5 separate regions of the Mus musculus genome follow, and regions 2, 3, 4 and 5 are each linked to region 1. A link is a loop called in an ENCODE intact Hi-C map of the cell type or tissue named here. Cell type or tissue: left cerebral cortex. All regions are shown on one strand.

Region 1 (5,000 bases):
ACTGGCCTGCCTCTGCCTCTGCCTCTGGAGTGCTGGGATTAAAGGCATGTAACACCATGCCCCATTTTTGTTTCCTTTTGAGATAGAATCTTATGTATTGTAGACTGATACTGAATTAGCTATGTATGGAATTCTGAGCCTCCTGAATCTATCTCCCAAATGCTGGGATTATAGGCACATGCCACCATGTTTGGCAATCTCCCATTTCTTAGTCTTCAGTTCCTTTTCACTCATTGCAATCTGATCCTATTCTACTCTTTATGCCACTGCCCCGTCCACACACTTCACCTAAGATCCGATGGACTCTGGCTCTCATCTTTCACAGCCTTTGTTTATCTCTTTTCCTCCTTAAACATTCTAATTTACCTTCCACACCACTACTTTCACTTATTCTCTGAACTCCCCTCCCCACAAAACTGGAGTTTCGGCAACTATTTGAGTCTTGATTTCATCAGGGTGTTATCTTCACAGGCTGCAATCATATCTACTATATCTATGTGTTATACTCTAGGATTGACCCTCCCAGGCCCAAAACTCCTTTTCATTTCTATGGTCACATATCCAGCTGTTCACTGAAAACCACCACTTATCCACAGTGGCTCTAAATTCTGTATTTTAAGATGTAAAACTTAACTCCTGTCTCTCTGCATGCAACAACTATCACCCAAATACCCAGACTAAAAACCAGGGAGTTACTAAGCCGTTTCTTCTCCCAGTCACTATACACCTACATGTCTCTATCAACAATTACTAAGTATAAACTGCAAAGCATCTCTCTCTCTGACTTTACTGAACTCCTCAGATCCAGTAGAATTGGGGATATTATATTTTTTCCCAGTGATCAAATCTAATGGTTTGTTTCCTGATAATAGTAGCTCTAAGAATCTTCAGTGCCCATGGTATACAAGGCCTACCTTCCCCCTCAACCCCCTCTAAGTAGTTGCTCCTGATAGACAGTGCCTCATTCTCTTCTCCTTTATTCCTATTACTTGCAATGACTACTCCCTATGCTCCTGGTAAACAATGGCTAATCTTTAATAGCAAACCCTCCTCTGAGGAGTCTTTCTAAACCTCCCTAGCCCTTCCCTCCTCTGAACATCTCTTTGAAATGCTCTATGTTACTCTAAAGAGACCATATCTGAGTCAGGTGTAGCGGCATACATCTCAGCATGCAGGAGGCAGAGACGGGCAGATCCCTATAGGTTCCAAGCCTACCAGGGCTACCAAGAAACCACACTTGGTCTAGTTTACTCTATGTCTTTAAGGGTCTATTTTATTCTATTGCTCTACAAGAAAGAATCCTGTTTTATGAAACATGGCCCAGTGACTATTATATGATCAATAATCAATAAATCCATGCTACATAGTTATAATTTTTTATTAAAGGATTGCGTACACCAATACAAACAATTTGCTTTGTTGTCTTGCTTTTTGAGGCAAGGTTTCACTGGGTAACCCAGTACTGCAGCTTAGGTGGCAGAGTCCTTGCTTAGCACGCAGGAAGCCCTGGTTTTGATCTGCAGCATCAGATAAACTGGGTGTGGTAGCACACTCCAACAACCATGGATAATCCTGGCACTCAGGTGGAGGCAGGAAAACTAGAAGTTTAAGGTCATCCTCAGCTACACAGTAAGTTGGAGGCCAGATTAGGCTAATTCAGACCCTTCCTAAGAAGAGGAGAAAAGGCCTTAGGATGTGATGATTTGAAAGCTAAGTTTACATTACCCATATTTTTTGTTTGCTTAGCATAAAACTGAGTTCCATTGCTCAAATGCATCCTGACAGAGTATCTGCAATCACATTGAGCACATAACAGAAGGAGAACAAATGTACTGGGGATCAGTGCCACTGAGAGCATATTTTACTTTAATAAAAAGTAAAGAAGTTTGTAACTTGTAAAATGCTATCATAGATTTCAAGTAAAAATAAAAAGAACAATGCAAAGGTTACATAGGAATGAATGCTGCTTGACAAACATATCCAGGAGGACCTGCCTCTCACTCCTCCTCTATGTCACCTACTCCTGCTGGTGGTTGTTCCTGTTTGTTTTATTCTTGGTTTGGGTTTTCAAGGCAGGGTTTCTCTGTGTAGCCCTGGCTGTTCTGGAACTTGCTCTGTAGACCAGGCTGAAATCTAGAACTCAGAGATCTACCTGCCCCTGCCTCCTCTGCCTCTGCCTCCGGAGTGCTGGGATTAAAAGCATGTGCCACTACCACCTGGCCTTTTTTTTTAAGGTTAATTTTATTTTATGCACGAGCATTTTGCCTGCATATATGTATGTGCACCACATGCTTGATGGTGCCCAGTGTGGTCAGAAGAGAGCATTGGTTCCCCTGGAACCAGAGTTATGGACAGCTGTGAGCTCCATAACTCCTCTACAAGAATAAATGCTGAGCTACGGTCCGATCTCTCTGCTTCCTGTTTTAATACATACAGCCACTAGGTGGCAGGCACTCATAACAAGTTTTACCACTAATTTCAACACAAAACAAGGAAGCCCAGAAAATAAAGGCTGATTTAATTTGGGTTTTGTTATCAGAAAGCTAAAAGAAGCATCTCCGGCCATCGATTTCTTGTCTCCTTCCTGCTCCCAAGTAAGGGCTGAAGTCATCAAAGTTCAGCAAGACAATCATGCATGGCACATTTCCAGCCTGAGATTTGCAATATGCCAACGCTCCTTCACCAGCCACCATTTTCTGTGCACCCCCAAAAGGACAGAAAACAGGAAAGAACTTGAGTATTTCTAGCTCTCTTGGATAAATACTTTCATAATCTAAGCCTGTATTTAATAGATTTAATAATCAGATCGAACACACTTACTCTACTTTTGTTAACACTCCCACTTAATATCTGCTATGTTCTAATGAGGTCTTTTCTAGTCCCTGGTGTGGTCAAAGCTGAGGTTCAGTTATAACTTACACTCAGCAAGAAGATAAAGCTGATTACTGATTTGGTTTAAATTCCAAACTCAAGACCAGCTTGGATCTAGTTCAGGAAAAGCAGCTTTCTATAAGGACCACTCCTGCTTTGGGTGATAAGAATGTCAATTTGTAGCCAGGTGATAGTGGCAGCACCTTTAGTCCCAGCACTCAGGAGGCAGAGGCGGGTGGATCTCTGAGACTGAGGCTAGTCTGGTCTACATAAGGGAGTTCCAGGACAGCCAGGGCTACACAGAGAAGCCCTGTCTCAAGAGGGGAAAAAACAATGTCAACTTGTGTCTTTTCCCTGTGGATTCTATCTCTGGAGCAAAAGTGGATGATCAAGGACATGTGTATAATTTTTTTTCAAATATTTATTTTGTAATTATTTGTCTTCATCAGCCATATAAGTGTGGGTGTCCACAAAGGCCAGAGAGGGTATCAGATCCCCTTGAGCAAAGCTACAAGAGGCTGTGATCCACCTAATGTGGGTACTGGGAATCAAACTCCTATCCTCTATGAGAGAAACAAGTGTTCACAACCACTGAACTTTTTCTCCAGCCAAAAACAATGGGTTCTTTGTTTAAGGAAACACAACAGAGTGTGTGTGTGTGTGTGTGTGTGTGTGTGTGTGTGTGTGTGTGTGTGTAGCTGTATTATGGATTCTCAGAATCTGAACTTTGGTCCTCATGTTCATGTGGCAAGAGCTATATCAGGAACCACTGTAACTTCTGAGCCCCATAATGACATAAAACTTTACGTTACATCTTTAGATGTAAAATTCCAAATGACTGAAAAAAAAGACTTTAGTTGTGTATTAGCACCAGTTATAATGGAACAATGAAAGTTGGAGATGGAGGAAGACACAGGAAAACAAGAAAACCTCTGAAAAGTCATTCTCATATCCAGTGTCAGAAATAATTAGTTAAAGCATGGAAAAAAACAAAAACAGAAATAACCCAAAGTCAGGGACTATACAGATGGCCCAACAGTTAAGAGTACTTGCTGTTCTTGGAGAGGATGTGAGTTCAGTTCCCAGCACCTACACTAAAGCTCACAACTGCCTGCAATTTTAGTTCCAGGAGGTCTGAAACCTTCTGCTGTCATCCAAAGGCATTTTCATGCACATGTACAAACATATACATACATGAAATAAAAATACATACCCAGTTACATATGAAACTAATATGATACACACACGGGGTGGGGGGAGGGAAGGAGAGAGAAAGAGAGAGAGGAACTAAGAAAACAGAGAAGCCTATCTATGTAAACACATGATGTCATTCTTATAGGAACAGTTCAGCTTCTATAGAGAAGCAGATAACAAACACAGCATCATGCTCTGTAGCCATATGTCACTCTAAATTCTGTGCTTGAACAAAGAAAGCAGCTACATCCATACCCAAAACAGGCAAGGCTGTCTTTCAGTGAAACTTTTAAAACCTAAACTAAGAAAAAAGTTGTAGTTTTCCCAGTTCCTGGTGTAGAGATGGACCATAAAACTCCATCACTACTTCCTATATAAAAGTAATCACAATGCCTGCCAAATCCCCGAACAGTAATATTTAAAATCAATTTAACAAGTACCCTTTTACATTTTTTACCAAATTAAAGCAAAGTTGCAGACTGTAAAAACATTCAAGCATTTACATAATTAAAAACATGGGTGGCAAGGAGTTAAAGGTGCTAGCCACCAAGCCTGAAAACCTGTTCCATCTCCAGATCCCACACAGTGGAAGCAAACCGACTCATACACGTTATCTTCTCACTTCCACATATGTGGCATGGCATGCACACATGCATATGAAATACCTAAATAATAAACAAATAAACACATTATTTTTTAGAGAATTAAAAAGAAGCTGGAAATTATGATTTACCCATACAATTCCAGCAATTGGGAAACTGAGGCAGAACTGTTGCAAATTCAATGCCAGCTTGGACTGTGTAGTGAGTTCCAGGGTACCCTGGGTTACAGAGTAAGGGGAGAGGAGGGAGGGGGAAAGGAGGAGGAGGGTGAGAGAGAGTAGAAGAGAGGGAAGGGAAGGTAAAAGAAGGGGAGGGGACAGGGTCTCAAAATTA
Region 2 (5,000 bases), 180 kb after region 1:
GGTTTAGTCCCAGGGAGCTCTAGGGGTACTGGCTAGTTCATATTGCTGTTCCTCCTATAAGGCTGCAAACCCCTTCAGCTCCTTGGGTACTTTCTCTAGCTCCTTCATTGGGGACCTTGTGCTCAGTCCAATGGATGACTGTGAGCATCCTCTTCTGTATTTTCCAAGCACTGGCAGAGCCTCTCAGGAGACAGCTATATCAGGCTCCTGTCAGCAAGCTCTTGTTGGCATCTGCCATAGTGTCTGGGTTTGGTGGTTGTTTATGGGATAGATCCCCAAGTGGGGGAGTCTCTGGATGGTCCTTCCTTCAGTCTCTGCTCCAATACTAGTTTTATATCACACACACAAAAAAATACTGTTTTTTTAAAAGCTATTCAGAAATGTAAAAGACACCTAGGCCTAGACATATTTGCATAGTAGCAATTATGCAAATACCAAAAATGGTGGTATGCAATTAGCAAAGCTATGTGTATCAACACAGGTAAATCTTACAAGCCAAAGACTAAGGGGACTCACATTACAGAACAAGTATGAGGCCACTTATGTAAGGTTTTAAAATATGCACAAATTCTTTGCTACTGTGTATATTTAACATACAAACTACACGTAGAAAAACTCACATGGAAATGTTCCACACCAAACCCGTCAATCTGCGGACCACAGCAGCAGGTGACAAGAAAAGTGCCATGCTACCGGAGAAGGGGAAACTGAGGCACAGAGGTTAGGAGATAAGGGGCTTCCATCGGGTTGCTGAGAGGTTAAGTTGAATGTCAACTTATGGGAATCCATCCTCAGAATCTGGTACCACGTCTTAAGTATTTAATAATAAATAAAAGGAAATATATAGTTAATGTGAGGAAGAACGGGTTTTTGTGTTTATTAATTTGGGATGGATGCCTTGTGCTTCAGTGCCCTTGAGAAGGTCAGAGGACAACCTGCAGGGGGACCCTCCATCTCTCCTTCCATTGTGGTCCTAGGATTGAGCTCAGGTGGTCAGGCTCATCAGCCAGCATCTTTACCTGCTGAGCTATCTTGTCAACCCGAGAGACTGATTTGTAATTTATAAATCCAAGCCTATCCTGTCTCAAAAGAGAAAAAGAAAAATCTTTCCTGTTCAGTTATGGACCTGATACTAAAAGAAAAAGCTGTGTGCCGGGCGGTGGTGGCGCACGCCTTTAATCCTAGCACTTGGGAGGCAGAGGCAGGCGGATTTCTGAGTTCGAGGCCAGCCTGGTCTACAAAGGGAGTTCCAGGACAGCCAGGGCTACACAGAGAAACCCTGTCTCGAAAAACCAAAAAAAAAAAAAGAAAGAAAGAAAAGAAAAAGCAATTGTTTTATTTTTTAAAGTTGGACGGAACCTCAAGAGGACCTGCTGGGCACCCTCTTACAGTGAAGGGCTTCAAGCGACAAACTGGTTTAGATTGATTTTAACTTTTTATGTGTATGAGTGTTTTGCCTGCCTGTATGTCTGTGTGCACTGCATGTGTGCTTAGAAGAAACCACAGAGGTCAGAAGACTGCATGGGATGCCCTGGAGCTGGAGTTAACAGATAATTGTGAGACAGTCTGCTTGCTGGAAACCAAACTTGGATCCTCTGAAAAAGGTTTTTATTCACCAGCCTTGAGCTCTGCCTGCCCAACTGGCTCCTGCTCCAGATGTGACTTCGCAGTTTTGCCAGGGATGCAGATAGCCCAGGAACAGTGCCTCCCACCACCTGCTCAGAGGAGGTGCCAATGACGTGGGTGTTCCTGTGTGTGAAATCCAGCGAGATCCTCCCCCTTCCTTTGGCAAAAGCTCCCAAGATATCATTAGAGGAAGAAAGGGAAAAAGAAAAAACAAAAACAAAAAACAAGGTGCTCTGCCCCTCCTGGCTTCAGATGCAGTACCTGTTAAGACTGTTGTGGAGTTACATCTTTTTCATAGCTCTTTAACCATTTCCCGGTGGGTCAGTCATGTTTTCTGCTAAGACCCCACCACCAGCACAGAAAATTGCAACTTTTGAGCAGGCAGTGCCCTCTAGTGTTGTACTTTAATAATAAAAACTTAAATGCTACCCCCCCCCCCGCCTTTATCTAATATCAAAGCAAAGAGAAAGTCTGCCAAAATCAAATCACATCTTCCTAACCCATCCCCCACCCCCACCCCAGCTTCACAGAGCTGACATTTAGGACTTGATGATGCCACAGGCAGTCTTGTCCGTTGTGGGATGTTTAGCAGCAACTCTGGTATCTACCTCCCAGGTGCAGTGCCACTGAGGCCAGGTGTGACAACCAAAATATCAAGAGACATATCACTAACGGTCCCCAGGGAGTAAGTCACCCTGGGAAACCACTGGTTAGGAAGTGGCTTGCTCTTCTGGCCAAATATGAGTAGCAGAGATGGGGAAGGGGTGACTCATGTATGTTATGCAGATACATGGCTTCTTTTGTTTTTAAATTTTTTTATGTATATAGGTGTATGGCCTGCATGTGTGTCTGTGTACAAGAAGGGAGTGCTGAATCTTCTGAAAATGGAATTACAGCCGGCTGTGAGCTCTAGCACAGGTCCTAGAAACTGACCATGGATCCTCTGCAAGAGCCATCAAAGCTCTTAACCTTTGGGAGGAACATCTCTCCAGCACCGTCCACCTCTTCTTTTTTTTTAAAGCAGGGTCCCGTGTAGCTCAGGCTGGCCTCAGACTCACTATGTAGCCAAGGCTACCCTTAAATTCTTCATCTCCCTGTCTGCCTTCCTTTGCTGGGATTACAGGCTATGTGCCCTGTGCACATATGTAACGCTATTTTGTGCTCTGTCACTCAGTGGTGTGGTTGTACAGGTGCAAGCTCCTGTTCACAGGACCTTGAAATGGAGTCAGTTAGCCAGGCCAGCAGCTGTGATCACCCCCTGCCTCCACTTCGGAAGCTGTTGCTTTACTGGCTGTCTCTATTGGCCTTACCTCTCTCTCTCTCTCTAATTAAATGCAACTAGACAATCTTCTGAACACACTATAGAGCAAATCACAGTCTTTAGACTTTTATCTTTTAAAGGGCTGGTTTAGGACATACATTTAAAACTCAAACTTAGAAATGTGCGTGGCTTGGCTAGAGTAAAAAAAAAAAGAAGAAGGGGACTGGAAAGATGACTGTTTTTTTGGTTTTTTGGGGGTGTTTGTTTGTTTGTTTGTTTGTTTTTGTTTTGGCGGGGGGCATCTGAGACAAGGTTTCTTGTGTAGCTCTGGCTGTCCTGGAACTCACTCTGTAGACCAGGCTGGCCTTGAACTCGGAGATCTCCCTGCCTTTGCCTCCCAAGTGCTACTAGGATTAAAGGCATGCGCCACCACCACCCCACTGTGGCTAGGCTATTAAGAACACTGCGGCTGCTCTTACCGAGGACCTGGGTTTGACTGCCAGTAGCCACATAGTGGCTTACAACCATTTGTAACTCCAGTCCCTGGGGATCCAATGCCCTCTCCAGACAAACACGTAGGCAAAACACCCAAACACATTAAAAAGGAAAAATAAAAAAAATAAACAAAAATGAAATGTGGAAGGCCATGCTCTGACTGGAGACATCGGGACCTTTTCCCAGCTATGTTAAAGTCCAAGCTGGGCTGTCTTCTCTGTCTTCAATGAGGTGGCTGAGCAGCAGACGCCAACGTGCAGATCTTCATGAAGACCCCGACGGCCAAGACCATCACTCTTGAGGTCGAGCCCAGTGACGCCACCGAGAATGTCAAGGCCAAGATCCAAGACAAGGAAGGCATTCCACCTGACCTGCAGGGGCTGATAACAGCTAGAGGATGGTCGCACCCTGTCCAACTTCCAGAAACCTTCCAGAACCTTGCACCTGATGCTGCGCCTGTGCGGTGGCATCATTTAGCTGTCCATCAGCTTGCCCAGAAGTACAAAAAAGACAAGATGATCTGCAATAGGTGCTATGCATGCCTGTACCTCCCACCCCCAGTCAACTGCCGCAAGAAGTATGGCCATACCAACAACCTGAGCCCCAAGAGAAGGTCAAATAAAGCTGGAGCCTGTTCCAGGCCAGTGACCTGGACTAAATAAAGTCCCCTTCCATTGACTGGAGCAGTAAAAAAATAAAATAAAATAAAAGTCGAAGCTGCTGGCCTGTGATGGTGCACACCTTTAATCCCGGGCTTCCAGCAGGTGGAGCTATGTAAACGCAAGGCCAGCCTGGTCTACCTAGCAAGTTTCAGGGAGGGCTACACAGAGAAACCTTGTCTCTCAATCCAAAACAGAACAATTTATTGTTCAACTTATTCTTAAATGTTATCATAAAACATCTGGAAGATGTCTTAAGCACATAACTAGAAATCAGCTGATATATTCATTGCTAATTCCATAGCACTTTTCCTTTGGTCTCTCTCTTAAGGAACAGTCTCCCAGACCCTGTGTTACCATACTGGACTGAAAGGATTGCAGGTGGGGTTAAGGAGCTCAAGGTGGGCTAAGTCTGGGGCCAATGCCGTCACAGGTCTCTTTTTGAGAGACAGAGGGAGACAGGAAGTCAGGGCAGAAAAGGAAACAAGGGGATGGAGCCAAGGCCAGAGGGGTAAGATGGCTACTTTCAAAGAGGACGGGGTCAGGGGTCAGGGGCTCAGGGGTCAGTCCTCTTAGAAATGTGAGCTGTGCCTAGAAAAGGCAGGGAAAGGTTCACTCCTAAACCCTCCAGAAGCAATACAACCCTGCAGGCATCTGCCATTTAGGAGTCTAATGCCCATTTCAAAACAGTCTTGACTCCAAAACTGTAAAACTGATCCATGTTTTTGTAAAGGATGTTTGTGGGAATCTGTTCCGGCAACAGTGGGGGGTGGCTTTAGGGGCAGCTGGGCATGTGTTCAGCACCTTATCCTGTTAGAATTTCTGCATTTGAACAATGCATGTTGTAAAACTCCGTGTGTAGAGCTGGAGAGAGGCTTTTTGTCTGCTCATCCAGAGGACCAGAATTCAGTTCCCAGCATCCACAAGGCAGCTCACAGCCATCTTTAGCTCCGGTTCCA
Region 3 (5,000 bases), 67 kb after region 1:
GAGGGAAGGAGGGAGGGAAAGAGAAAAGGGAGGAAGAGGAAAATATTGTGTGAAGGTATATAACAATAAACATAAAAGTCAAAATTCAAGCCCAAATTAAAATTAAAGCACATATCTAGGTACCTCTAATAATTCTCTTTTGTTTAGCACTTTTATTTAATGCTTTGGTTTTTTGAGTATTTTGTCTGCCTGTATGTATGTGCATAACATGTGTGCCCGGTGCTCATGGAGCCCAGGAGAAGGCATTGGATCGCTTGGTACTGACGTAGATGGTTGTGAGCAGCTATGTGGGTGGAGACCCAAACCTGGGCCCTCTGTGAGAGCAGCAAAGTTTTAAGTTTAACAGCTGAGCCCTCCCTCCAGTGCCTTGCTTAGCACTTTTAGTTTGTTGTAAAGGCATCCATATAGAATGGCCCTAACAAGGGTGTGGCTACAGCGAAAAGGCACTGTAACCAATTCATAGCTTAGGCCAGGACAACAGCGCTCACCAGAGAATGTGCAAAAAACAAAGGACCCAGGACCCATTGTGTTCTCCCGAGGTCGGAACCAGCACCCTATCGCTCTCAGAACTTAAAATCGCTCCCGTAAGCACTTTCAGCTAGATGTAGATGAAAGTACTATAGATTTTCCGCTTGCTTAGGCTTCTCTGGCTGCAGCAGGAATGCCAATGACAGAGCCGTGACGGGCCCTCTGGCCAACTCCAGCACAGCCTCATTCAGCAAGTTTGTCCTTTTTCTGCTGTTGCTCCCAGCTGACAGAGCTACTTTTAAAAAGGAAGTCATTTCTGCAAACCCATTTGAAGCAAGCTCATTCCTCTCTGGTGGTTGGCAGATAAGACTCTGGCAGAATAATCTAGAAATCTCTCTTCCAGCGCTAAAATAGAAGTGCTTGAGTTTTTAGTTGCTTTTTGCGTTGTTGTGCTGGTAAAGTATAAATATATTAGCAGGCCTTGGTTTATCCAAAATAACATACTTTGGATGTTGCAGTTTTTAATTTTATAATTAATAATGGATTTTTAAGATGTCAGCGCACTTTGCAGCACTGAAATTCATTGCATGATTAATTTAAGCAGCTTTCTTCATACATCACCCTCTTAATAGCCATCTAGTACTTAAAGACTTTCTGATGAACAACATAAGCTAAGTGTAAGAAGACAGTAAGCACTTGAATCCGACTAAGGGGCAGAGGGCGAGTACAGGATGGGGGTCATGGATACCCCAGCAAAGTAAGGACATTTGGAACACTTAGTGTCCTCTAGCATTGAACTATCAGTCTTTAGAAAAGAGAAAAAAACAGTTTGACACCCCATCTTGAGAGTGCTCATCAGCACATGTCTCTGTGAGCCTCCTCCTGTAGGTTACATCTTTTTTTGTTTTTGTTTTTTTGCTTTTAGATTTTTTTTTTTTTTGAGCACATGGAAGAGTGTTTTTGTCTGCAAGGACATGTGTGCCTCACATTGCTTGGTACCTAGAGAGGCCTGAGCAGGGTGTCAGGGGAGGGGACCTGGAATTAGAGGTGGTTGATTGCCACCATGTGAATGCTAGGAACCAAACCAGGTCCTCTAGATGAGTCAGTGCTCTTGACTGCTGAGCTAGCTCTCAAGCCCCCATGAATCTCTGTTTCAACACAGGATACCTTACCATGAAGATTCTGGCCTCAACATACTGTTGGTTTTATCATCATCATCATCATGGAGATATGAAAGATTAAAATGCAGAAAAATTGCTAACTATAAAAAAATGGGACAGTCATTGACATCCATAGCTGACAGTTGTAATAACACCCTTCTCTTCCTGTGACTGAAATGGTCTCTGCTTTGTCTCCTTCGAGCAGCCTCCACAGAACTGCTGGCCAATAGCGATAACAGCAGGCACTCTTGTTGCCTGGCCTTCTGATGTCTCAAAATCAAATATAGCGTTTATGCTTGTCTTATTCAGGGTCTCTATTCCTGCACAAACATCATGACCAAGAAGCAAGTTGGGGAGGAAAGGGTTTATTCGGCTTATACTTCCATGCTGCTGTTCATCACCAAAGGAAGTCAGGACTGGAACTCAAGCAGGTCAGGAAGCAGGAGCTGATGCAGAGGCCATGGAGGGATGTTCTTTACTGGCTTGCCTCTCCTGGCTTGCTCAGCCTGCTCTCTTATAGAACCCAAGACTGCCAGTCCAGAGATGGCACCACCCACAAGGGGACCTCCCCCTTGATCACTAATTGAGAAAATGCCTTACAGTTGGATCTCATGGAGGCATTTCCCCAACTGAAGCTCCTTTCTCTGTGGTAACTCCAGCTGTGTCAAGTTGACACAAAACTAGTCAGTACAATGCTTTTAATAAGAAGGGCTGGAGAAGTGTCTCAGAGGTTAGGAGTACATGCTATAATTCCAGAGCATCTGAGTTTCTTTCCCAGAACCCACCTCAAGCAGGTCACAACTGCCTGTAGCTTTAGCTGTAGGGGGATCCAGCACCATCTTCTGGCCTCTGTGGGTACTTGCGGGTGCATGCACACATACATACACAATTTAAAGGGAAGCTTTTGTTATTGTTTTGTGGGAGGAGGTTGTTGTTGTTTTGTGATTTGTTTGGGGCTTTTTGGGTTGGTTTGTTTGGGATGTTGTTGTTGTTGTTGTTGTTGTTGTTGTTGTTGTTGTTGTGTTTTGAGACAGGATGATCTCACTATGTATCCCTGGCTATCCTGGAAATAACTTCCTATATAGACCAGCCAGGCCTCAAACTCCTGGAGAGCCACCTGCCTCTGCCTTCCTCGTGTCGGGATCCAAAGTATGTACTACCATACCTGACAAGAAAAGTTTTGTATAAGTGGTTCAGTGAGATGAGGAGAGGGCCTTATTCTGCTACAGTAACTTTTATTGGGACAGAAGTTAAATTTCATCTTTTTAAAATTGCATTACAATATATTCTTGGTTTCTTTCTTTCTTTCTTTTTCTTTTTTTTTCCCCTCATTACAGTGAACATATTCTCCAATTTCAACTATACTTATAACCTGGGATTAACCCTGCTTGATTAATAACAATTAGTTCAAAAAAATATGTGCACCTGTCATGTGCCCGGCACTTTTCTTGATAGCTGTGATATATTAGGGAGCTGGTGATAGTTCAAAAGATAAGTTTGGGCCTGTTGTTCTTTTATCCATTGCAGAATATTAATCTTCATAAATGAAGTTGACTTGTTTTCTTTTCTTTGATACTATACCTGTATGCCTTCTTTTCAATGTTAGTTTAACTTAAATAGATACAAATGTTTAATTGCTTTCTATGCTATACACATGTATACATAGCAAATGAATTTATCTTTTTTGTTTTTCTTTTTTAAAAACAGATTTATTTACTTATTTCACGTATGTGAGTACACTGTCTCTGTCTTCAGACACACCAAAAGAAGGCATCGGATCCCCATTACAGATGGTTGTGAGCCACCATGTGGTTGCTGGAAATTGAACTCAGGACCTCTAGGAAGAGCAGCCAGTGCTCTTAACTGCTGAGCTATCTCTCCAGCCCTTGTTTTCCTTTTTTGGGATAGGGTCTCATGTAGCCCAAGCTAGCCTCCAGCACAACATCTGGCTACATTTAATCTGAACTCTCACTCTCCTGCCTCCACCCTCTAAGTGCTGGGTTGGAGGTTTGTGACACCACCCCTGTTCTATACAGTGCTAGGGCCCAACCCAGGGCTCCCTGCATGTAAAGTAGTACTCTACCACCTGAGCTGCAGTCCCAGAGAAACAGATCTTTTTCTTAGAGGTTTTCTATAATGTATCCATAAAGTCATTTAGACCTGGAACAATTCTCCTTGCTTTAATAAATAATACTAGTTATTATTGTTATAGTAGCAGCAGCAGCAGCAAACATTTAGCTGTGCTCCATGGCACATTCCTATAGTCATAGAACTTGGAAGGTAAAGGGAGGAGGACCAGAGACTCAAGGCCATCCACAGCTAAATAGTGAGCTGTATGAGACCTTTGCTTTTAAAAGGTTTAAAATAGGGGCTGGAGAGGGAGATTAGCTGTTATTTACTATTCTTTCAAAGGATTCGAGTTTAGTTCCCAGCACCCACGCCTGGAGGCTCAAAATTGCCTGTAACTCCAGCTCCAATGAAATTAACACCCTCTCCTGGACTCTGTACCCACCTGTTCACACACCACACTCACTCACACACACCCACAAAATTACACACACTCATATACACACACAAAATCACACACACACTCACACACACACACACCCTGGGTTTGAGTAGTGGGATTTTTGTTTGTTTGTTTGTTTTGTTTTGTTATTGTTTGATATTTTTGTTTTTGAGACTGAGTCAGGTTTGTATCCAAAGTTGGCCTCAAACTCAGCATCTCCCTGACTCAGACCTGCCCCTGCCCCTGCCCCCAGCACTGAAATCAGAAGGCTTGCACCACCCTTTCTTTTTCAGAGATGTTGGTGGGGTGCTTGCTTGCTGGCTTGCTTGGGTTTTTTCTTTGTGTGGTTGGTTTGGCTTTGGTTTTGCCCTGTTTGTTAGAGTGCATGTCTGTTTTATTGACTTTTTCCCACCTTTCAAGTTGGCAACATTTCTACTGTTGCACCGCCTTTGCTTCACTTTCGTTTAGTTATCTATTTTTATTACACTCACTTATTCTGTGCTGAAGGGGTATATCCACGCTGCAGCAAGCTTGTAGAGGTCAGAGGGCAACTTTTAGAAGTTGGTTTTCTCCTTCCACCAGGAGGATTCCAGGGATCAGAGTCAGGAGGTCAGACTTGGCAGAGAGCCCCTTTCCCTGCAGAGTCATCCAGCTGGACTTGTTTTGTTATTTGCTTGTTTTTTTTAACTTTTTATTGAGTCTTTGAATTTCACATGATGCCTCCCATACTCATCTCCCCTTCCTTCCATACCTGTCTTCTGTCCCTGCAACTTCTCCCCAAAAGAAAAAAAAAAAATCTCAATGTAGAAGCTGCAGTGGGTCACAGTGTGTCCCTCAGTATACCCTTTTGCCCACACAGTTTT
Region 4 (5,000 bases), 82 kb after region 1:
CCCGTATCTCTGGGGCGGAGAGTGTTGCCCCGGGGCCCCTATTCTGTTCTCAGCTTCTCTGCCATATCCAGCATGGGATGCCGGAGACTGAGAACCTGGTACGGGGCCTGCCCCTTGTCCACCCTCCGCCGTGTGGGGTCAGTGGCTTCACACAGCCAGATGCCCACCCGGGCTGTGTGGAAAGCATCCAGCAGTGCTCCCGTGTCTGCCTGCCCAGAGCACAGGAACTCTGGTCAGACACGGGCTCTCTTACTACCCCCTCTTTCCCCTACACCTATGCCCCGCATTGGAGTACAGAATTTAGCATTACAATGCATAGTGTAGCCCTCAACACACGCACACACACATCCCAAACTTTAAGACAAATAATAAACAGTAGCAGAGGCCCACTGAGATAAATCACTCCTAAAGCACATACAGACATTAACAGTAGAATGTACTGTTTTCCCCCCCACTCCCCGCCCACCCCTCTACCCCCCACCCACCCGTTCCCCGTTCCCAGCTCGACCTTCCTTTCACTCTATAAATGTGAGTGTTCTCCAAAGCAGAGAACTGGGCTTGTGTCATCAGGGAATTAAAAAATCTGGTTTCCCAATAGCATTCATACGCTCAGGCATGGTGAACTTGAATGTTGCTATGTACTTTCCACAATAACTGAAAACTTAAAATGAAAGAAACTCAGAAAATGTATTTGTACATTTTGTGCAATTTGTGGTAACAGAGGAAACTGCTATTTGCATTAAAAATTTTCAGATAGTACCAGGAATTATGTTATTCATCTTCAGGTTTAAAATCCAGTTTCATCCCTTAGAAGAAGTAAGCTTAACTATAACTATCTAACCACCTATTCTCAATTTTTTTTTTTTTGAGACAGGGTTTCTCTGTATAGCCCTGGCTGTCCTGGAACTCACTTTGTAGATCAGGCTGGCCTCGAACTCAGAAATCCACCTCCCTCTGCCTCCCAAGTGCTGGGATTAAAGGCGTGCGCCACCACACCCGGCCACCTATTCTCATTTTTAATATACCATTTTTATTAATGCTTTGAAAATTTCATACAATATATTTTGATCATATTCTCCCAGTTCCCCTGTTTTTTATTTTTAAAAAGACAATACTATGTATTTCAAAGTGATGTATATGCAATAAATACATACAACTTTGTCAATTAAAAATAAATAAAGTCAGGCGGCAGCACTCCGGAGACAGAGGTAGGTGAATCTCTGCGAGTTCAAGGCCAGCCTGGTCTACAGAGCAAGTTACAGGACAGCCAGGGCTACACAGAGAGACCCTGTATTGAAAAACCAAAAATAAATAAATAAATATTTATAAAAACAAAAGGGAGGCTGTGTATAGTGGGGCACATCTTCAATATACCAGCATTAAGAAGGCAGAGACAGGTAGATGTTTGTGAGTTCAAGGCCAGCTTGGTCTACATAAGAAGTTCCAGTCTAGCCCCGGCTACATAGTGAGACTGTCTCCAACATAAAAAGAGGAGAAGGGAGATGAACAAAGTACCATTTACATCACTGAGTTGTTCTAAGAAGCAGAAATAGCAGCCACTTAGAAAAGAGCCCAAGATTGGTGTCATCTTGTTTTATTTCTATTGCTGTGATTAAACACCATGACCAAAGGGAAAGGGCTTGTTTTATTTTACAGCTCCATCGTTAAGGGACAGCAGTGCAGGAACTCAACGCAGGAACCTGGAGGCAGAAACGGAGGCAAAGGCCATTGAGGAAAGTTGGTTACTGACTTACTCCCCCAGCTCACTCCACTGCTTTTCTATACAACCTAGGACCACCTGCAAAGGGGATGGCCCCGCCCACAGTGGACCGAGCTCTCCTACCTCAATCATCAATCAAGAGCAAGCCCCACAGACTGCCTATAAGCCAATGTGATAGAAACAGTTTCTAGATTGAGAGTCCCTCTTCCCACACCACTCTAGTTTGTGTTGAGTTAATAAAAAACACAACAGATCACCCTGAGAGGTAGGCACTGGCAGCAAAAGCAGACATTCTACCAGACTCCAGCATGCTGAATCTCAGATGGGACCTCACACTTACCAGACCCTCCCAACTAGTATACTTCTTGATTAGGTAGAATCTCATAGAACTTATTTTTATTTAACCTTTAGAAATGATATATACATACACATATATAGTGACAAATGCAATAAAAGAACAACAACAAAAGCAGTGGAATTCAAAGCTCCAAATAGATGACAGATGAGCGGGACAGAGTGGTTTCACATGATAATCCCATCTCAGACTGAGGCCATTAGATCATTTGAACTCAGTAGTTGAAGTCCAGGTGGAACAATATAGTAAAGGCTGAGAGCAAGAGTGAGACAAGAAACAGATTATACTACAAGCTTTACGTAATGTATTCTAGCTAAAACAATGCCTTTCCCTCATTCGTGTGAGCACTGGTCACAGGACAGCTCCCAGTTTTAGAAGCCCATGTTTTCCCTAGAACCTTCTTGACAGTCCAAGGGCGCCCTCTGTCTGAATACTAAATATCCAAAGCTAACGAGAATTGATGCTCTCTCAATTACACACACGCGCGCGCGCGCGCGCGCGCACAGACACACACACACACACACACACACACACACACACACACTTTATTTATTGGGGATGTGGGTGTGAGTATTTTTGCATTTGTGCCATCACACACACGTAGACCTTAAAGGAATTGGTTCTCACCTACCGTGTGGGACCCTGGGATTGAACTCAGGTCATCATTCTTGGCAGCAAGACCTTCACTAGAGGAGCCATCTCACCAGCCCTCACGGAAACTCTTACTAAACAGTTTCTGGAATCAGTCCTATCTTTAATCGCTGCCAGAGGATGTTGGAAAAAAAAATGCAGTGCGTCATTTGTTTATTACAAGCCCCTCCCCCAACAATGAAATCAACATCCCCGCTGTTTATCTGGGGATTTGGAGAGAAGTTTTATATTTTCCTCAGAATGTATTCCATATTATCCAATAAAATTATCGGCATGAGCCGCCCAGCTAATCACACTGATCTCTGTCTGTCCTGCCTGTGTAAAACGATACTCTGTTTCACATGCCACTGAAGCCGGTGTCCAGTAATGAGTTTCACGGATATCAAATATTTATTGGCTATTTTTTCAGGGCAGGACACAGTTCTAAGCGAAAAGTATGGAAAAAAACCCTTTTTCTATCCTTAAAGAAATGATGTCGTGTGTAAAATAGGAAGTGTAAAAGGAGACAACACAAAGAAACAGGCAGTAAGTCACCCACTGACAGAGTAGCTTCTTGCAGTTTTCGGATTTCTTCTACTTCAGGGAAGGTAATTCGACCTCTCCCAGCCTCAGAGGATCTGCATCCACCTCACAAAAAGCTTGCAAAGGGTGAAATCTTCCTAAAGATCCCAAGGCAGGCCAGGCTCTGGGTGGTGCATGCTTTTAGCTCCACACTTGGGAGGCAAAGACAGCAGATCTCTGAGTTCGAGGCCAGCAGGACTACATAGAGAAAGTCTGCCTTGAAGAATAATACAGAGCAAACAAAGTTTCCAAGGCAGCTGTTCTTGATTTGTTTTGTTTGTTTGTTTGCTTTGGGTTTTTTTGCTTTTTGTGTAACCCTGACTGTCCTGGAACTCACTCTGTAGATCAGGCTGCCCTCAGATTCTCAGAGATCTATCTGCCTCTGCCTTCTGAGTGCAGGGATTAAAGGTGTGCACCACCACTCAGTTCGTTAATGGTGATTATTATGAAGGAAATATCAGATAATAATATCTGAGAGTAAAGACATTTCATTTGCTTAAGTATAAGTAAAATATTTTGCATCTTAATTTTACAATATGAAATATTTTTCCTCGTAAAGAAAACCTGATTGTCATCAAATGATTGATAAAATCACTAATGTGCCATCCTAAAGAAGTTATTATCAACATAAAAATAATATAGTCTAGACTCTTTTACATCTAATAAGATTTAAGGAGCTATAAGACTATGAATTTTCTGACATGTCATATGGCTTGCCAATTTTTGTGATGCATTGTATAAAATACTAAAAATATTTTAGCCATATTTATGGTCATCTACAAATCTAATACTATGAGCAGCCCAAGGAAAAAAAAATCATATTTATAAAAGAGATCTCAGAAGTAATATAATTTCATTATATATAATAATATATATAAGAAATAAGAACTTACAGTTTGAAACGCTCAAAGAATAAATAAGATATATTTAAAAAGATGGAACTTGTTTTACAGGCCTTAACATTGGAACATATTTAAAAACTTGTCTTGTGAGGGCCTGGAAAGATGACTCAGCTGTTTAGAGTACCAACTTCTCTTCTTGGATTCCTGGTACCCATGTAGCAGCTCAAAACCAAACCCATGACTGTAACTCCAGTCCCAGCAGACCTGACACCCTCTTCTGGCCTCCATGGACACGAGACACGAAAGTGGCTCAAGACATGCATGCAGTGAAAACACCCATTCTCATGAAATAAAAATTAAAAATTTATCTTATACACTTTATTAACTTTTCAGGGAAGCAAAATGCAACAATCACATTTTGTTTGCAAATAGTAAAACTAATCATGGCACAGAAGATAATTAAAGCTTGGCTAATGATTGTATTATTTAATTCTCCCACTAACCAAAGGAAGCTGTTATTTTTTCCGTTTACAGATGAGGAAACTGAAGAACTGAGAGGCTGTGTAACTTGTCAAATCCACACAGCTGGTAGGCAGCAGATTTAATCTAGGTTGCCTGATTCTAGAGTCTTCATTTTTGTCTTATTTTGAGACAGGGTCTTGGTATCTATATACCAAGTAGATCAGGCTGGGAGATTTGCCTGCCTCTGCTTCCCAAGTGCTGGGATTGAAGGTGTGCTCCACCACGCCTGGCTAGAATCATTTCTTTTACAGAGAATATATATTCAGTACTATATAAAGACCATCTGCATGGTCTTTAACCATAAATACATCTCTTGCTTATGATTTCAAAAACTGTATCTTTTTTTCTC
Region 5 (5,000 bases), 58 kb after region 1:
TGCCAACATTGTAGCAAGAAGTTGATCCCAATGAAACGGTGGCTGACAGTGAAGAAAATTAGAGAAAATCCTTTTATCTGGTAAGTTTTCTGAAAGCAGAATTGAGAAGTACTCGTTTCAAATGCATAAGGGCCAAGGTGTGAATACTTACCATTCCTATACGAAAGGCATTCTGGAAACTCTTGCCACAAAACTGTGGCAAATACGTGAGATGACCTGGATGTTATCCATTTGATTCAATCTTTCTGCACTGCATGCATATCAAGATATCACGCGGTTGCCCATAGATACATACATTTACTATCTGTCAGCTAAAAAAAGGTTAAAGGTGCAGTGATGTAATACGGCATCGACTTTTCCTGGTTCCTCTCACACGTGTTGATGCGTGTTGACAGAATGTGACTACTTCAGCAGAGCAGAGGGTGGTTTCCTCCGTCTCTGTGATGGGCCAGCTCATGGTGATGCTAAGGATGGGTAGACAGTTATTTCTCCCTGGATTGCCAGAACTCACCACACGGGGCAGAGGTTGAGCATCCTATCCCATGAGTTAAGCCTAGTCCCTGCTTCACTTCTCTGAGAAGCTACGCACTACAAACTCCAGGTCTTCTCCCAATAGAGCCAGTTTGACTTTTATTGTTTTTTTCCTGAGGCCAAAACAAAACACAAAACAAAGCAAGCCACAGCAACCATTTCTCCTGGCAGGAGTGTGACCCTGTTTACAGGCTCTGCGTTCTAGGGAATAAAGGAGCCCACAGGCTTAGGAGGGGACATGATCGTAAGTAGGAAGAGGACAGTTAAGAGGATAAAGGGTTTAGAGTGAGGTGATAAAGACGGGGACCAGATGGCCTGGAGAAGGCTAAACAAGGGGGAACGCCGGCCTCAGCCCTCAGTGCCCCCAAAGACTACAGACATGGTTCTTGTTCATCTAGTTGAGCTTAGGATGTGACCAGAATTATAAACATAATTATACAGGTTTGAGAGGAAAAGCCTCGCAGAAACAACCATAGAAACAAACCTAGGAATAGAAGCCTGAGAGGCTGGCTCGGTGGTTAAGAACACTTGTTGCTCTTCTAGAGTGTTAGGGTCCAAAGGTTGCCAGAGAATGATACCCCAGACTCAAATAGTGAACAGAAGCAAAGAGAGTTTATTCAGCGGAATTTTCTGCATGCAGGGGTCTGCCCATTCGGCAATGGAGAACCCCCTAGTGGGCTCTCAGGCCCAGCTTTTATTGTCAGGGAAATCCAGGGAGGGCTGTGTGCCCTTTTACCTTGATTGGCTAGCTCTATCTCTAGGGGTCTGACTAATTTTATAGTTGGTTAGGGGGTCACTTATTCATCTACCTACCTATTCTTACTTCAGGCCAGGTGACATGGTGTCCTTGGATTGACTGCCCTCGGCTGTGATTGGCTGAACACAGATTCCAAGCTCCCAGTTCTCATTTCTAGGAAACAGAAATTTAGGCCTTAGTCTCTCAAACTGCCAGTTTCCAGCGTGTCATGAAGTCAGTCTGGCTCTGGCTAACTCAGTCCTCTCAAGAATACTGGAATTCAATTCTCAGCTCCCACATGGTGATTTAAAATGGTTTGTAACACAGATCCAGGAGGTTCAGACGCCCTCTTCTGGCCTGTGTAAGCATTTCATACTTGTGGTTGGTGCACCTACATATATGCACACATACATACATACATACATACATACATGTAAAACTATAAATTTTTAAACAGAAATAGATGTCAGCAGCTACCAGTTGTGTTATCAACAGAGGATGCTACAGGCCATGTGAAAAGATGAGTTTTCTTTCACTTCACCTCACCCACAGTTCTTCACTTAGACCCAGGTCTTCAAAGATGTTTTATAAACCCCACAGTTAAATTAAAGAAATCAAAACACTGGACAGATCGCAGAAAAGACTGCAACCCAAAACAAAGACATTCCCAGAATTCCCTGCAGCATTTCATCAAGGTTTGTTTTGTTTGTTTGTTTGTTTTGGTTTTGGTTTTTTTGTTTGGTGTCTGTTTGTTTTTATATAGTCTCCTTTTGCCTTTGTGGGCTTTACTGCTTGAGTTCCTCCTGTGAATAAAGCCATAAAGTATTTGTCATTTCTGTGGCTGTATTACTTCACTTCGCATAATGCCCTGAAGTGTTAGGCCAGTGGCTACATCCTCCCTCCTTAAGGCTGAATAGCAACAACTATAGGTATATGGAGACAATGTGCACACTCTGCCGGTGCACACTCTGTTCTGTGACTTAGAGTTGCATATTAATAACCTCCACACATCAGCCATTTCTGTAACATTAGCTAAACGGTTGCATTGATGGTAAGTTGGGAAGCTTAGCTCTGTTCTGTCTCATGAATATGCAGAAAAAGAACAAGGGAGAAAGTTCACTCTTTAAAGTGCTTGCTACACAAACATGAAGACCCAAGTTTGCTTCCACGTACAAAGGCTGGACATGGTGGAGCTCACGTAAAATCCTAGAGATGGGGTGACAGAGAGATAGGAAGATCTCTAGGGCATGTGCTCAATGAGCATAGATAAAGCATCAGACTCCAAACCAATGAGAGACCCTATCTATGGCTCAACTGTTAAGAGCATTTGCTGTTCCTACAGAGGATTGGGGCTCAAGTCCTAGCACACATATGACAGCTTACAATTCTCTATAGCTCAAGTTTCAGAGGATCTGATGCCCTCTTCTGGTGCTCATGGTACATACATGCAAGCAAAATACTCAGCACATATAATGAAGAGTTTTTAAAAATGAGACAAAAAAAAATCCCACACAAATAAGGTAGACAGTTGTTCTCAAGAACAACACTTTAAGGTTGACCTCTTCTAAATACATATACAAATACTCAACACTTACACGAAGATACCAGAAATATTTACTTCTGCAGATGATTAGAACATTGTTATGAGTTTAATAAAAAGCTTTTTTTTTTTTTTTTTTTTTTTTTGGTTTTTTGGTTTTTTGAGACAGGCTTTCTCTGTGTAGCACTGGCTGTCCTGAAACTCACTCTATAGTCCAGGCTGGCCTCGAATACTAAAAAGCTTTTAATGGGTTTTTATTAAAGCCCTAGGGTTGCTTCCCAGGCATAGAGCACTTGCCTTACATGCACAAGGCTCTGGATGCCATGCTCAGCAACAGCCACCACCACTATAAAAGAAGATAAGGAAGAGGAGGAGACCCATAACCCGTAACAATCTCCTACATCTATCTGCTTCTGCCTTGACACTCACATTCCCCATGTCTGTTTTTTAGCATCAGATCCCACAGTCAAAGTGTTAGTGCACTGGCCTCCTTTTTGGGTGGCACATACCAATGTCTGCAGACTGACCACCGTCCTCAGATTAGTCAGGTTACCAGTTAAGTGGTAATGCCTCATACCAACTTTCCTAAAGTGACCTGGGTAGTAGTTGTTGAAGTTGATCCTCTGGTAGAGCGCGCAACCAGCATTACCCAGCCTCCTGGAAGCATCCAGTATTCACCCAGGCTGCCCTGGCCATAGATTATGTGACCTTGAAGTTTCCAGATCTTCTTCAGTCTGGTTGAAATGGGGTCACCTAAAGCAAAGAGTGACTCCCTGCTTGTGGCAGTTGCTGGATAGCAAAACAGTTTGGGGCAGGCAAAATGGCTCAGGGGTAACTACAGCCCAGCGAACCCAATAACCTGAGTTCAATCTTCAGGACCTATATGATAGGAAAGGAGGACTGACTGACTGACTCCTAAAAGCGGCCTTTTGAATACCCGAAAGCACACACACACACACACACACACACGCACGCACGCACAATCAATATATCAATGCAATGTAATAATAAAAATGTTGGTCCCAAATTCATGCACATTCAGGCACACTAAATATACTTAGTGAGAGAGAGGGAGAGAAAGAGGGAAACAGAGAGAGAGAGAGAGAACATGAAGGTGGAAGGGAAAAGTGGTAGCAGATAGGAGAGGAACTGAACAGGCAGGAAAAGGGAATAGATTTGATCCAAACATTATGGATGCATACATACATACATACATACATACATATAAATATTTAAAATGTTACAAATATTTTTATCTCCTTGGTATGTCAGTCTTCTCTGATGGGCTTTGATTCCTTGCTCATCTGTGTTCCTTTTCATGTAGTGCATTATGTCATTTTCAAATAGACATGTTTGTTTCTCATGTGTACACTTCTTACACTGTCACATTGCCTCCTGAGCGTGGGGATCAAGGCATGTGCCACCGTGCCTGTGGATTGTGGATTTTTTTGGAGACAGGTTCTTAGGTTGCCTGGCCTTCAACTTGCCACTAAATGGATATTATTAGTAGTAGTAGTCATAATTATTATCCTGAATGCCTGATCTAGAGTTTCCTGCTCTCACCTGTAAAAGGCACAGGCGCTCACAGATACGCATTGGAAAAACCAAGAACTTCACTCACACAGGGTTGTCTCCTCAATGGAGGAGATATGTACCTGGTTTCCACTCGGAAGGCTGAGAGTGGATGTTGTTAATGACCTGGTGACCTTTGTGTAGGGCCAGGCCCCACCCCAATCTCCCAGAATGTTTATCCCAGACTCTTCCTCCCTAGACATTTATCTTTAGTTTTGCTTCTTGGCCAATAGGACCCATCCTTGGGGGAGATGTCACATGTACTTTATAGCCTGGAGACTTCTACACTATCTTGGTTAGAGACCACACTAAATCCTAGGCCCTTAAACTGTAGAACCCATCTGCATGGTTAGAGGCCACATGTACTTTGCAAAAGAGTTTCAAGATATTCACCCTTTAAGCTTTAGTATGCACATGGGAAGGAATAATTATTACCAGAAAACTGTTTTCCAAAATTGTACTGTACTTAAAGATGTCTAAAAAAAACCGCCCAGTGTCAGACTCCAGAAGTTTGAGCCAACACCAGATGACTAAGTCATACTGAGCGGACTTTCCTTCTTGCTCATGCCTCATGCAGTCAGTGTCCCTGCTGGCCATGTCCCTGCTGGCCATGATGCTTGC

The links. Peaks named below come from ENCODE experiments on the same cell type or tissue, not always from the same donor. Only the 100,000 strongest peaks of a DNase experiment are listed, where the experiment ranks them.
Region 2: a loop joins it to region 1, with 2.3 times the contacts of the local background. A loop is called at or near these places in 23 of 42 quality-filtered maps.
Region 3: a loop joins it to region 1, with 3.0 times the contacts of the local background. A loop is called at or near these places in 31 of 42 quality-filtered maps.
Region 4: a loop joins it to region 1, with 6 times the contacts of the local background. A loop is called at or near these places in 18 of 42 quality-filtered maps.
Region 5: it touches region 1 in a loop (3.0-fold over the local background); 29 of 42 quality-filtered maps call a loop at or near these places.

The regions. Positions count from the first base shown.
Region 1 is chr3:96,145,590-96,150,589 of GRCm38, reverse strand. The region is part of intron 6 of Otud7b (OTU domain containing 7B); the gene reads right to left. Among named protein-coding and RNA genes, the nearest start is that of Mtmr11, 14 kb to the left of the region's middle. In left cerebral cortex, a CTCF peak has its summit at 2,435 (motif pointing right); a DNase peak (open chromatin) is centred at 2,441; H3K27ac peaks cover 548 bases.
Region 2 is chr3:95,963,025-95,968,024 of GRCm38, reverse strand. No RefSeq gene overlaps it. Among named protein-coding and RNA genes, the nearest start is that of Gm9054, 20 kb to the left of the region's middle. In left cerebral cortex, CTCF peaks have their summits at 1,990 (motif pointing left) and 4,122 (motif pointing right); DNase peaks (open chromatin) are centred at 206, 1,735 and 4,139; H3K4me3 peaks cover 218 bases; H3K27ac peaks cover 228 bases.
Region 3 is chr3:96,078,670-96,083,669 of GRCm38, reverse strand. No RefSeq gene overlaps it. Among named protein-coding and RNA genes, the nearest start is that of Vps45, 23 kb to the right of the region's middle. In left cerebral cortex, a CTCF peak has its summit at 2,479 (motif pointing left); a DNase peak (open chromatin) is centred at 2,464.
Region 4 is chr3:96,063,745-96,068,744 of GRCm38, reverse strand. No RefSeq gene overlaps it. Among named protein-coding and RNA genes, the nearest start is that of Vps45, 7.8 kb to the right of the region's middle. In left cerebral cortex, a CTCF peak has its summit at 2,474; DNase peaks (open chromatin) are centred at 2,491 and 2,762; H3K4me3 peaks cover 575 bases; H3K27ac peaks cover 539 bases.
Region 5 is chr3:96,087,958-96,092,957 of GRCm38, reverse strand. No RefSeq gene overlaps it. Among named protein-coding and RNA genes, the nearest start is that of Gm30044, 14 kb to the left of the region's middle. In left cerebral cortex, CTCF peaks have their summits at 518 and 2,679 (motif pointing left); no DNase peak of the experiment used is centred here.